3 separate regions of the Mus musculus genome follow, and all the other regions are linked to region 3. A link is a contact called in ENCODE POLR2A ChIA-PET data. All regions are on one chromosome and are shown on one strand. Each heading gives the region's core, a stretch centred on a gene start or an enhancer-like site at or near the end of the contact. The rest is flanking DNA. Distances are from core to core; before and after follow the strand shown. Region 1 holds the start of Raly (hnRNP-associated with lethal yellow). Region 2 holds the start of Cdk5rap1 (CDK5 regulatory subunit associated protein 1). Region 3 holds the start of Zfp341 (zinc finger protein 341).

Region 1 (3,511 bases), core at 507-3,006, 180 kb before region 3:
GGAAGACAAAAGAAAAATAACACTATCTGAAGGCAGGGAGTTAAAGATGACTGGAGCTGCCTACATTTCTGACTGACTGATCGCTAGGACTGAGGTGGGGGGATGATGGAGACATGCAATAAACAAAGTAAAGGGTGGACTTCCGTGAGGTCCTGAAGCTAAACACCTCAGAACTATGTTTGAGACTTAAGATCTCTGGACCAGTCTAAGCACAACACCAGCAAAAACATTTCCTCCTAACCACTTTCCCTCAGAGTTCTGATAGCAACAAAAGGAGATTTTATCTATGGCAGATCAGTCCCTGTCTCTCAGTCAATGTCTCAGAGAGGAGCCTACCTTTCTTACCTATACGGTGTTAAGACTAACGGTAAATCAAAATGCCCTCTGCACAAAGAGATTTCCTATCAGGAAATAAGTAACGGTTACTAACAGCTTTGTACTTCTACGGCGGTTTCATGTCTCTGAACCTTGATTTCTGCTCCTGTGAGCAGGGACAGCTCTGGAAGACCGGTGTGGACATGAGGCGATACATTCACGAAGTTCCTGGGTCAGTCTCGTTAAACGTTACCTGTTGGCATTTAACGCTTCTGCCCTGTACTAACTCCCTCCCTGAATTCACTAACACCCGGAGAGGCTGCGTTCCTCCTTGACCCCATTTCACCCAGGTGAAAACTGAGGCTCGGGCTGGAGCAAAGTGGGGGACGCGGCCCCCCAGTTCGAGGGCTGGCCGTTCCCTTCCGCGCTCCACAAGACACCGAGCAAAGGCTAGGCAAGGGTAGCGAGAAAGGCGCTCAGACAGACCCGTGAGGGAAAAGAAAGGACCAGTTTTGCGCGCCTAAGGGAACCTCAAAGAGCTGGACCGACTGGAAAGCCGGAAGAAACCCGGGGCCCCAATCCAGGCCAGAGCCAGGCCCCAGCCCGCCCGAGGCCTCCCCGGCGCAACCTCCGCTCCCTCCCCTCCTCCCCTCGCCGGTCGGGGCGGGGCGCAGCACAAAAGACTCCAACTTCCGAGCGGGCACCGGCCCACCCCCAACTCCCGGCCCGCGCCCGGCCGACCGACCGGAGGCGAGCTGCGAATACCAGGCGTCCAGGGGCGGGCGCGCGTGGCCCCGGGGCAGGCGACCCGGGGCGGCGGGCCCGGGAGGGAGCACAGAGGGAGGGGGCCGAGAGTTACTCCGGCTCCCAGGACTCCCGGGACCGCGGAGAGAAAGAGTTTCTAAAAATAGGCACCGGCCCGCCCGAGGAGGTGAGGAACGAAAAAGGCACACGGAACAGCCCGCCCGCACTCCTCAGGAGCGGCCCGCGGCCCCCACTCACCCGCGCCGAGGTCTGGAGGAAGCCGCGCGGCACCGAAGGGCGACGGCGCGTCTGCTCTCGGAGGGCGGGAGGGAAGAGGCGGCCCTGGCCGCCGCGTGAGGAGCCCGAGCACACGCGCGAGAGTCGCGACCGCTTCCGCCCCCTCGGCTTCCCTCGGCTCCGCACCCCGCGCCGCTCGCGCGCCCCGCCGCACTGACAGAGGCGCGAGCCCCGCAGCCGCGAGTCCTTCGCTCGGCCGCCACCAATGGGGCGAGCGCGGGGAGGGGGAGTGCTGGACAGGCGTCTGCACTCGGCCTGCCCGCCGCCCCGGCTCCTACCCGGTTCTCCTCTCGGTCCTCCGAATAGGATCCTGCCACCCGAGCACTCAGTCCCCAGCGCCGCCCTGCACGGGCCGGGCTCTCCAAACGCGTGGGCTCCCTGCACACCCCTCGCGCCGGGCTTTGGAAAGGTCCAGAGCTTCGGCGCGCAGAGGAGGAGGGCGGGGCCGGGGCGGGGTCTAGCGTGGGGTGGGGGGACGGAGGAGGCAGGCGGGGCTGAGGGAAAGGAGTTTGTGGCTTCCACCAGCCGGGTGCTGAAGGCGGGGCGGAGGGGGTCCCGAGGGCTGACGGGCGGGAGGACACGAGGGAGGAGCAGCAGGCTGAGGGCGGAGCCGGGGTGGGGGGGAAGAGCGTGCCCAGGGGAGGAGTCTGAGGGGCGGAGCTTGGGCCTACGGAAGCGGAGGCGGTGCTAAGAGGTTGCCGCCGGTCTGCAGGAGGTGGGCCTTGGTAACACCGCGGGCAGGACAGTCGGAGGTAGACCCTGGGCGGGAGCCGGAAGGAGGAAGATCCTAAGGGAGGAGCGCGGCGCGGGGGTGGCGCTTGATTGGGCGAGGCCTGGAGATGGAGCCCTCTCTGTTAGCTGGAGGCGGTGCGGCAGGGGCCAGAAGCAATTGGAGCGGTTATTTCACTTTCTAGGAATTAGAATGCTACCATTCGCTGGGAAGGCTTGGGGTTGGGCGGAGACGCTTCGATGTCTGGGGTCTCTCGTCAAAGGTGGAAAAAAAAAAAGCCTGATTAAGTAGTTTTGCCCTTATGGGATGAAATGTTTTCTTACTTAATCTGGGTGTTGGTTCTTCCTCCTAAATATTTATCATGTCAGGATCTCCCATTTGAATCAGTTTTTCAGTCTCCTGTCTCTCCCACTTACATCCCCAATTTGCCTCTCCAGACCATCAGGGGGTCTTCTGAGAGCAAAGAGGACCATTGTCAGCTATAGTCACAAATCTCCCAGAAAGCTGGAGACGTACTTATTTGTATTCCCCATTCCCTTCAGACCTGTGATTTCATTACCTGTTGGGAATTAGGACAGAGTTTGAGGCAGGGTCTCTGTAGCCCGGGCCAGCTTTGTACTTGCTCTGTAGCCGAGAATAATCTTGAACTCCTAATCCTCCCTGCTTCTGCCTTCCAACTGCTGGCATCACAGCGAGGCCAGGCCTCTTGAGTTCGGGAATGGGTGATTCAAACAGGTTCTCAGCCTTGAAGAGCAATCAGTCTTACTCACTAAACCATCTCCCCAGCGCCAAGACCAGGAATTCTTTACTGGTTTTTGTACATTACTGTGTTTCCAGACCTACTATGGTGATCAATAAACACTTCCATCAATCAGTCCAGCCCCTACCAACCTCCTCTGCTTTTTCTGGTTTTATCCAGCTCCTCACTTCCCTCTCTGTGTAACAGTCTTCCTATATTTGCTCAAATATACCATCTATTCTTTGTTGGGTTTCCTTGTCCGTTTGTTTTTTCAAGACAGGGTTTCTCGGGGTAGCCTTGGCTTTCCTGGAATTCACTCTGTAAACCAGGCTGGCCTCCACCTCATGTGCCACCACCGCTAGACTTTGGATATAGCAATCTATTAACTAACACCTCAGGCAGCCTTTTCACTCATCCCATATTCAGGAGGAGCCTCCTCCTCTGAGAAGCATTCTCTGAACTTGCAGCCCCACTGTCAGGCAAGCTGCCACTGGTGCCCTGCTCCGGTCGTGGCTTCCATTAGAAAAGATTGCAGATGATAGTCTGCTGCCACTGGGAATTCTGTGCACATTCTACAAGGTCCTGAATACCTTATCACCCGCTGCCACCCTCCTGACACTGTAAGCTTTAGTCTGCTATTTTGCTCCAGTTACTTCTTGGCTTTTTTCCTGGTCTTCTAAAATGCC
Region 2 (3,385 bases), core at 760-3,259, 240 kb after region 3:
AAGGTATGTGCCACTGTGCCCAGCTTGGGCTCTTTTAAATAAGGTAACCATGAGGTTCTACCTTTATGACCTAGTCACTTTGTGAAGACCCTACCTCCTATGTCCACTTTCTTGAAGGTTATGGTATTGAGGGGACACGCGCATTGAGACTGTCTTTGAAACAGGAGAATGAGGTCCAAAATGTCTTACCCAGAGAATGCAGAGGTAACATATTACAGAAACTGTTGGAGGGCTGGAGAGATAGCTGAGAAGTTTTTGGAGGATTGTACTAGAGTTTGATTCTGGGCCCACATCAGGTGGTTCACAACTGCCTGTAACTCTAGCTTCATTTGGAAGTGTCCTACAGACTGAGCCAACTCTAGCTTCTGGCTTTCCAAACAGAAGTACTTCCGGCTTCTTGCCCAGATACATAAACACATAAATGAAAACAAAACAAAACAAAACAAAACAAAACAAAACAAACAAAACAAAACGACAAAAGCCCATTGGCAAAGAGGAAGGCTGGGAATGCCCCCCACTCCTTCCCTCCAAACCCAGTCTCTTGATGAGAGTCATGACAGGAAGAGGCCAGGAGGGGGCGCCTCTTTGCTACTCATTCTATGCTTGTAGATTTTTGAACTGTCCACCTGCAGTTTGTGCTTCAACCAAATGTTTTACACTTAAATGTCTCACACTTTAAAACTAATATTTATGGTGAAGCTTGGAAAAAACACTTATGCTACATAGGGTGGTTCTGACCCCAGGGCTCCGATCTGGCTGAATCCTGTTCTCAGCATTTTCTTGAGTGTAGGGACTATGGGTTCGGTCTGGGGGAGAAGAGGTATTTTGGCTAGAGTCAACAGGGAAGGGAGAATGGCTGAGAGGGCCAGGGCAGGAATGTGACAGGAGTAGGGTAAGGAGGTAGTGAGGAACAATTAGGCTGTTCAGGGCCATCTGGGAGATCCAGGAAAGACGAGGCCGTTCAGAGCTAGCCACAGAAACCACTGGTTAGCCTCTTTTCTATTTTTTTTTACATTTATTCTATTCCATCTGTCTGTCTGCCTGTCTGTCTGTCTATCCATCATCTACGAAATTTTACTATGTAGCTCTTTCTGGCTTCGAATTAGCCTGCCTTTGCCTCCTGAGAACACCGAAGTGTGCTACAGCGTCCTGAGACGTCTGTGTGTGTGTGTGTGTGTGTGTGTGTGAGAGAGAGAGAGAGAGAGAGAGAGAGAGAGAGAGAGATGTTGCATGTCCCATGGCCTATCTGTGAAGTTCAGAGGGCTTGTGGGAGCCAGTTCTCCCTTCACCTTGTGGGTTCTGGGGATTAGACCCCAGGTCGTCAAACAGCAAGTGTCCTACATGCTGAGCCATCTCACCAGCCCCATGGTGGCCCTTTTCTTAAAGGGTCTGGTGAGGAGAGGGAAGGAAAGTACATATGGCAGGAGGGAGCTAACGGGTGACAGGCTTGAGGAGAAGTCAGAGCTCCTATTTTCCAGGGGGCAGAACACCCCTAAGAATCCCTTACTCTCTTGGGGCAAGGGCAGATACAGACTCTGAGACTGCCCACCTGTTTGTTTGTTTGTTTGTTTTTCTAATTAAAAAAGATTTATTATGCATAATAGTACAGTGTCGCGGTCTTCAGACACACCAGAAGAGGGCATCCATCGGATCCCTTTACAGATGGTTGTGAGCCACCATGTGGTTGCTGGGAATTGAACTCCAGACCTCTGGAAGAGCACTCAGTGCTCTTAACCGCTGAACCATCTCTCCAGCCCGCCTACCTGGTTTTAAGCTTTACTTAACTTTTTTTTTTGGGGTGGGGTGGGGTGGGGGTGGGGGGCGGTATTAGCATTTAAAGAAGTAGTAGGTCTCACGGCTTTATTTTTCAAAGCCAGGGTCCTGGGACTCGAAGCCGGCAGGAAACACTACCATTAGAACACCGCGGGCGAAAGTCACGGCGGAACAGAAGTTGCACGCCTAGGCGCGCAGCGGAGGACTCCTGAGAAGGGAACCCACGCAGATCGACAGTTTCCGGTTTCGGACGCGGACCTTGCAGTTGTGGGAGGTGAGAGGCTTGAGATTGAGTTTAGTGTCCTGCGGGTGACCCGCGGTGGCGCAGGGCGGGCTCGCACCGTCCAGGAAAAGCCAGAAGCGCTAGGAGAAGGTATCACTGGGCAGTGTTAGGCCTTGAGTAGGACCGCTGCGAGTGTAGCTCAGCCCCGCTGCCGGCTCTTGGCCAAGTCACAGCGTCCTTCTAAGCCCTAGTATTTGCCCTGTGAAGCAGAGATGGGGTCTGATAGACCTCGGAGAGGGGCTACGGGGCTCACGCAGTTGCCGCCGCCACGCCTAGCACTCACACGCTTGGATGTGGTAGGTGGTTCCGCGCTGTGCTGTGCAAAAACTTGAAGCTTTTGATCCTTCCACCAGGTTCGTCAGAAAGGACCGTTCCCCACCCCAACACTCATACATGAAGACGCGCCCAGAACCCGGCCAAGGTCCATGCTTTGAAATGAAGTGTGGGCTGCTAGTGAATGATTGTGAGCCACCACTTGGTTGCTGGGAATTGAACTCAGGCTCTGGAAAAGCAGTCAGTGCTCTTAACCACTGAGCCACTGCTCTAAGTCCCCCCCTCCCCCAATCTAAGTTTTTAATGTGTAATTCTTATAACATCTGGCAAGGGGTAAGGTCCTATTGTACTTTTTTTTTTTTTTTTTCCAAAATGGATATGACATTTGTAGTCCAGAGGTGGAAATTTGACTTGTAAAAACGTGGTCACACAACAATTAAAGGGCAGAAGTAGATGATTTGAAAGCTCACACCTGGGCTGTTAAGATGGTTCACATACCATAATATGCATAAAAATAAAAATGTGAAAAAAATTAAAACTCAAACCAAAAGTCTCCTCTCCGACAAGAGAGTAGGTTGGTGTTTTTTTTTTTAATTACATTTTATTTATTTGGTTTTTGTTCCTGTGCTCATGCACATGAATGTGCCATACATAGTGTATGTGTAGAGATAGAAGAATCTATGGAAAAGAATTCTTTCTACTGTGTGGCTTTCAGGGAGTCAGGCTTGGTGGCAGGTGCCTTCATCCACTAAGCCATGTCACTGAGCCGCCTTTATTTATTTTCACCTGTAAATTAGAGATATAATATATTTTAAGAGCCCTCACTGTTGTCCAGGCAGTCCTGGGCTCAAATGATCTTCCTGCCTTAGCCTCCCAGGTTACTGGGAATATAGGTTTACCATGTTTAGATTAAGGTAAACTATCATAAAACGTACCTTAAGGGAGGTGGTGGTGCACACCTTAAATCTCAGCACTCAGGAGGCAGAGACAGGCTGATCTCTGAGTTTCAGGCCAGCCTGGTCTACAGTGCAAGTTCTAGGACAGTCAGAGCTATAC
Region 3 (3,454 bases), core at 725-3,224:
GCAAATCTAACCTATTCTGCTTCCCAAATATATCTGGGATCCACCCTCTCCAGCCGCTTGGCCGAGCTCCTTACACTCCCTGCTGCCCTTCACCATACCCCCCCCCCCCCCGCATTCCCCAGAAGCCGGGGTGAACTTTATAAAACATACATCAGATGATGTGGCTCCCCTGATGAAAACCTTTTTTTAGCACCACACTGATCCCAAGATAAAGTTCAGAAGCCTCATCAGATCTGAGGAGGGCTTTTCTCAAGCCGCTCCGCTACACTGCACCGGGAATTATGGGAAATCTTGTTCTCCCTGGCTTCCACCACCTGGTCCTTCCGATGCCCTTTTATTTGGATCGCCACACACCTGCTGTTCTTCTCGTAGAAATTTTATTTATTTTGGTCCTGGGGACCTTTCAAGGCCAGTGAAACTACACTTCTCGAATCCTATTTAATTTTTTCTTTAGCTAATACACAAGCATATGCTTGTACGAAACGTTTAAACAATGCAATACCCCACTGTCCTCCAAAGGGAATGAACACCCACGACCTGACCACACGCAATACCCCACTGTCCTCCAAAAGGGAACGAACACCCACGACCCTGACTGACCACCCAGATCCACACCACCCCTGCTATTTTCTTCACAGAACACACCAGCTGGGGTCACCTTTGCAGTCTTCTTTTTTGAGTTCCCGTTGTTTTGTGGTTTTTCCCCCCTTTTATTTTCTGTACAATGATATTTTTAATACTTTTGAGATTATAATTTGATTAGGACATTCCGCCCTTCACTTTTCTCCCTCCAAACCTCCCATATAACCTCTCCACTCTCCTTCAAAGTCATGGCCTTTTAAAAAAAGTTGTTATTGAGTATATGTATGTACACATATATTCCTAATTGGTTTTTGAAAGTCTCATGGTGCCAAAGCTGGCCTCAAAATCCTTATGTGGCCGAGGCTAACGATCTTCCTGCCTGTCTTCCAACCGCTGGGATTATGAGCATGCACGGCAAACCCTGCCTGAGATTGCCTTCTTTTACTATTCTTTCCCACAATTCTGACGGCGGGGTGAGGTGGGGTAGTAATGAAGGAGGATGAGGACAAGTGAATCTGGCTTAGTAAGAATCACTGGATTTCTTTCAAAGGTAAGACTCAGGTGAGAGCTCATCCTCCAAGAAGCTAGTGAACTACAAGCCTTGGTTTCCTTCTGCCGGCCCGGCCCACAGATTTCCACTCGGGCTGTTCACTCCACCCTCCACCCACAAGGCTACTACTGTGTCCAACTCCTCTCCTGTCTCTAGAGCCATCCTTTGTTGTTAAACTCCAGCAGGTGCACATGGTGGCGCTCAGAGCTCCCTTTCTCCAGAGCCTGGGGCCCATGCACCACGGCGATCTTGCAGATCACAGAATCGAATCCGATTCGATCGGAGACCAGAGTAGCCCAAGCAGGCACACGCGTGCAGGGCTCAGATCGGAGCACGGTGGGTGCCCTGTGTTTACTGGTTTGGGCCGGTGGTCTCTCCCAGACTCCGCTGTGCACACAGGCGGCGCCTCCTTCTCTGCTCTGGACTTAGTAGGACTACATCCCAGCCCGGAGGCCACCGTGGGTCTCGGGACGTTCTGAGTGGTTCGGGCGCCCGACTGGGCAGCTGAGCCGCCCAGCCCTCCCGCACCGCCGTCTCTCCAGGCCCAGGCCCCCGGCTGTTTCCTGGGCGTGCACCCTCCCGCGCCGGCGGCCTCGACTGCCGCGCTGTTCCGGTCCCGAGGCCCCCTCCCCGCAGAGCCGGCGCTCCCAGGCTGTTCCCGCCCCCTCCCGCCCCGCGGCTGTTCCGGCCCGGACGCCCTCCGCCCTCCGCCCCGCGGCCTCCACGCGCCCTGGGCCCGGCGCTGCGAGGGCGCGGCGGGAGGGGGCGCCACGCGGAACAGCCGCTGCCCCGGCCCGACGCGCTCACCCTCCAGGGCCTCGAAGATCGCCTGCGCCATCTTGGAGCTGCCGCCGCCCGGGGAGTCGGAGCGGGGCTACGCAAGCATTGTGAGAACCGCGGCGGGGTCGGGGCCGCCAGGGGGCGCCCAGGAGCCGACGCCGAAGCCCCTGCCCCGGAAACAGCTTGCCCCGCTGTCCGGCCGGAGACCCAGTCCCCTAGTAGTTCCAATTCTACACAGACATACGTCCGGCGCTCGCACATCGCCTCCCAACGCGGACACCGACCCCAGTTCTTCAACACGCACCCCATGATCGCTGCACACAGTCTTCTTCAAGGTTGCAACACCAACCCACCTCACCGAGATTGTCTGTTACATGGACACCCCACACCTTGCAACTGTGCCACGCTGATTGGAAAGCAGCCTTCTCGAAGGACTCCTATCTCTGGTCTTAATTCCTCAGTTTATGTTAGATTCCCTCAGTGCTCTTCTTAACCCCAATTTCCAGCTTTGGAGGGACCTCCATTCCCATTCACACACCTCTCGACTGTGATTCTCTGAGACCCCATTTCTTTGACGACCCTATTACCATTTCAGCCATTCCTAGCTCAAACTCATAGGGAGGGGATCCACTCCCAACTTCATGTCGTCGTTTTTACATTTATTATTAATTTTGTTTTGTGTATATGGACACACATGGCATATATCTACACACAGACACACAACAAAACACATGTGTGAAGATCAGAGGACAACGTTCCGGAATCGATTCTCTTCCCTCCATCATGTGAGACCCTGGCACTGAACTCAGTCCAGCAGCAAGTGCTTTTACCAGCTGAGCCGTCTCTAAGTTTTGTTTATAATCCATGAAGTCCAATTTGAACTGCTGGTACATTATATTGATCAGTGTGTCAGTGTGGGGTCATCCACTGGAACATGGTTTATCAGGGACTACATATACACTTAGAGGACTTTCTCTCCCAAGACAGACCTCTGGGGATTTGTGAGGTCCTCATCCATGCATTCTGGAATGATGACTGGCTTGATCCTGTGCAGGTGGAGAAAGCTACAGCTGGTCTGAGTTTGCAAGTGCTGTAGCCCTGCCATTTCCAAGACACGATTTCACCCCAGGCCTCCCCAAACTCTGGCTCTTATATCTTTCCACCCCGACATTCACCATGATGCCTGAGTCTTGGAAAGAGGAAAAGATGAGATAGAAGTCCTACTGTGGCTAAACACTCTACTGACACTTTAACTAGTTGTGAGTTTCTGACTTAACTGTCCTCTGTTGCACAAAGTTCTGTAATGCTGGCTCACTTAATAGTCTCACTTAATAGTGTCAGCTGCCCTGAGTGTGTGGGGCTCGAAGAGGGCAGGGCTGCATACAGAGCCTGGTGAATGAATGCTAAGCTGGTGATCTACTTTAGCTCCACCTCAACCCTTGACCTTTAATTTTGACCTCAGTTTTTGTACTTACTATTCTCTCCAGCTTCCATTACCCTTCCTAACAGCTGACACCACTGCTTCTTGGGTCATCTACCTCC

Evidence for each region. ChIA-PET counts read pairs that join two places held with the same protein, here RNA polymerase II (POLR2A).
Region 1: POLR2A ChIA-PET joins it to region 3 with 27 read pairs in embryonic stem cell. The contact joins the promoter of Raly here to the promoter of Zfp341 in region 3. POLR2A ChIA-PET finds 5 or more read pairs at or near these places in 4 of 5 experiments (Patski and embryonic stem cell).
Region 2: POLR2A ChIA-PET joins it to region 3 with 11 read pairs in Patski. The contact joins the promoter of Cdk5rap1 here to the promoter of Zfp341 in region 3. POLR2A ChIA-PET finds 5 or more read pairs at or near these places in 2 of 5 experiments (Patski and embryonic stem cell).

What each region holds. Positions count from the first base shown.
Region 1 is chr2:154,789,355-154,792,865 of GRCm38, reverse strand. Raly (hnRNP-associated with lethal yellow) reads right to left here and starts at 1,756. Exons shown (of 8, transcript NM_001139511.1): 1 at 1,318-1,756.
Region 2 is chr2:154,371,343-154,374,727 of GRCm38, reverse strand. Cdk5rap1 (CDK5 regulatory subunit associated protein 1) reads left to right here and starts at 2,009. Exons shown (of 14, transcript NM_025876.2): 1 at 2,009-2,047.
Region 3 is chr2:154,611,888-154,615,341 of GRCm38, reverse strand. It overlaps Zfp341 (zinc finger protein 341), which reads right to left and starts at 1,974. Exons shown (of 15, transcript NM_199304.1): 1 at 1,940-1,974. The coding sequence starts at 1,970.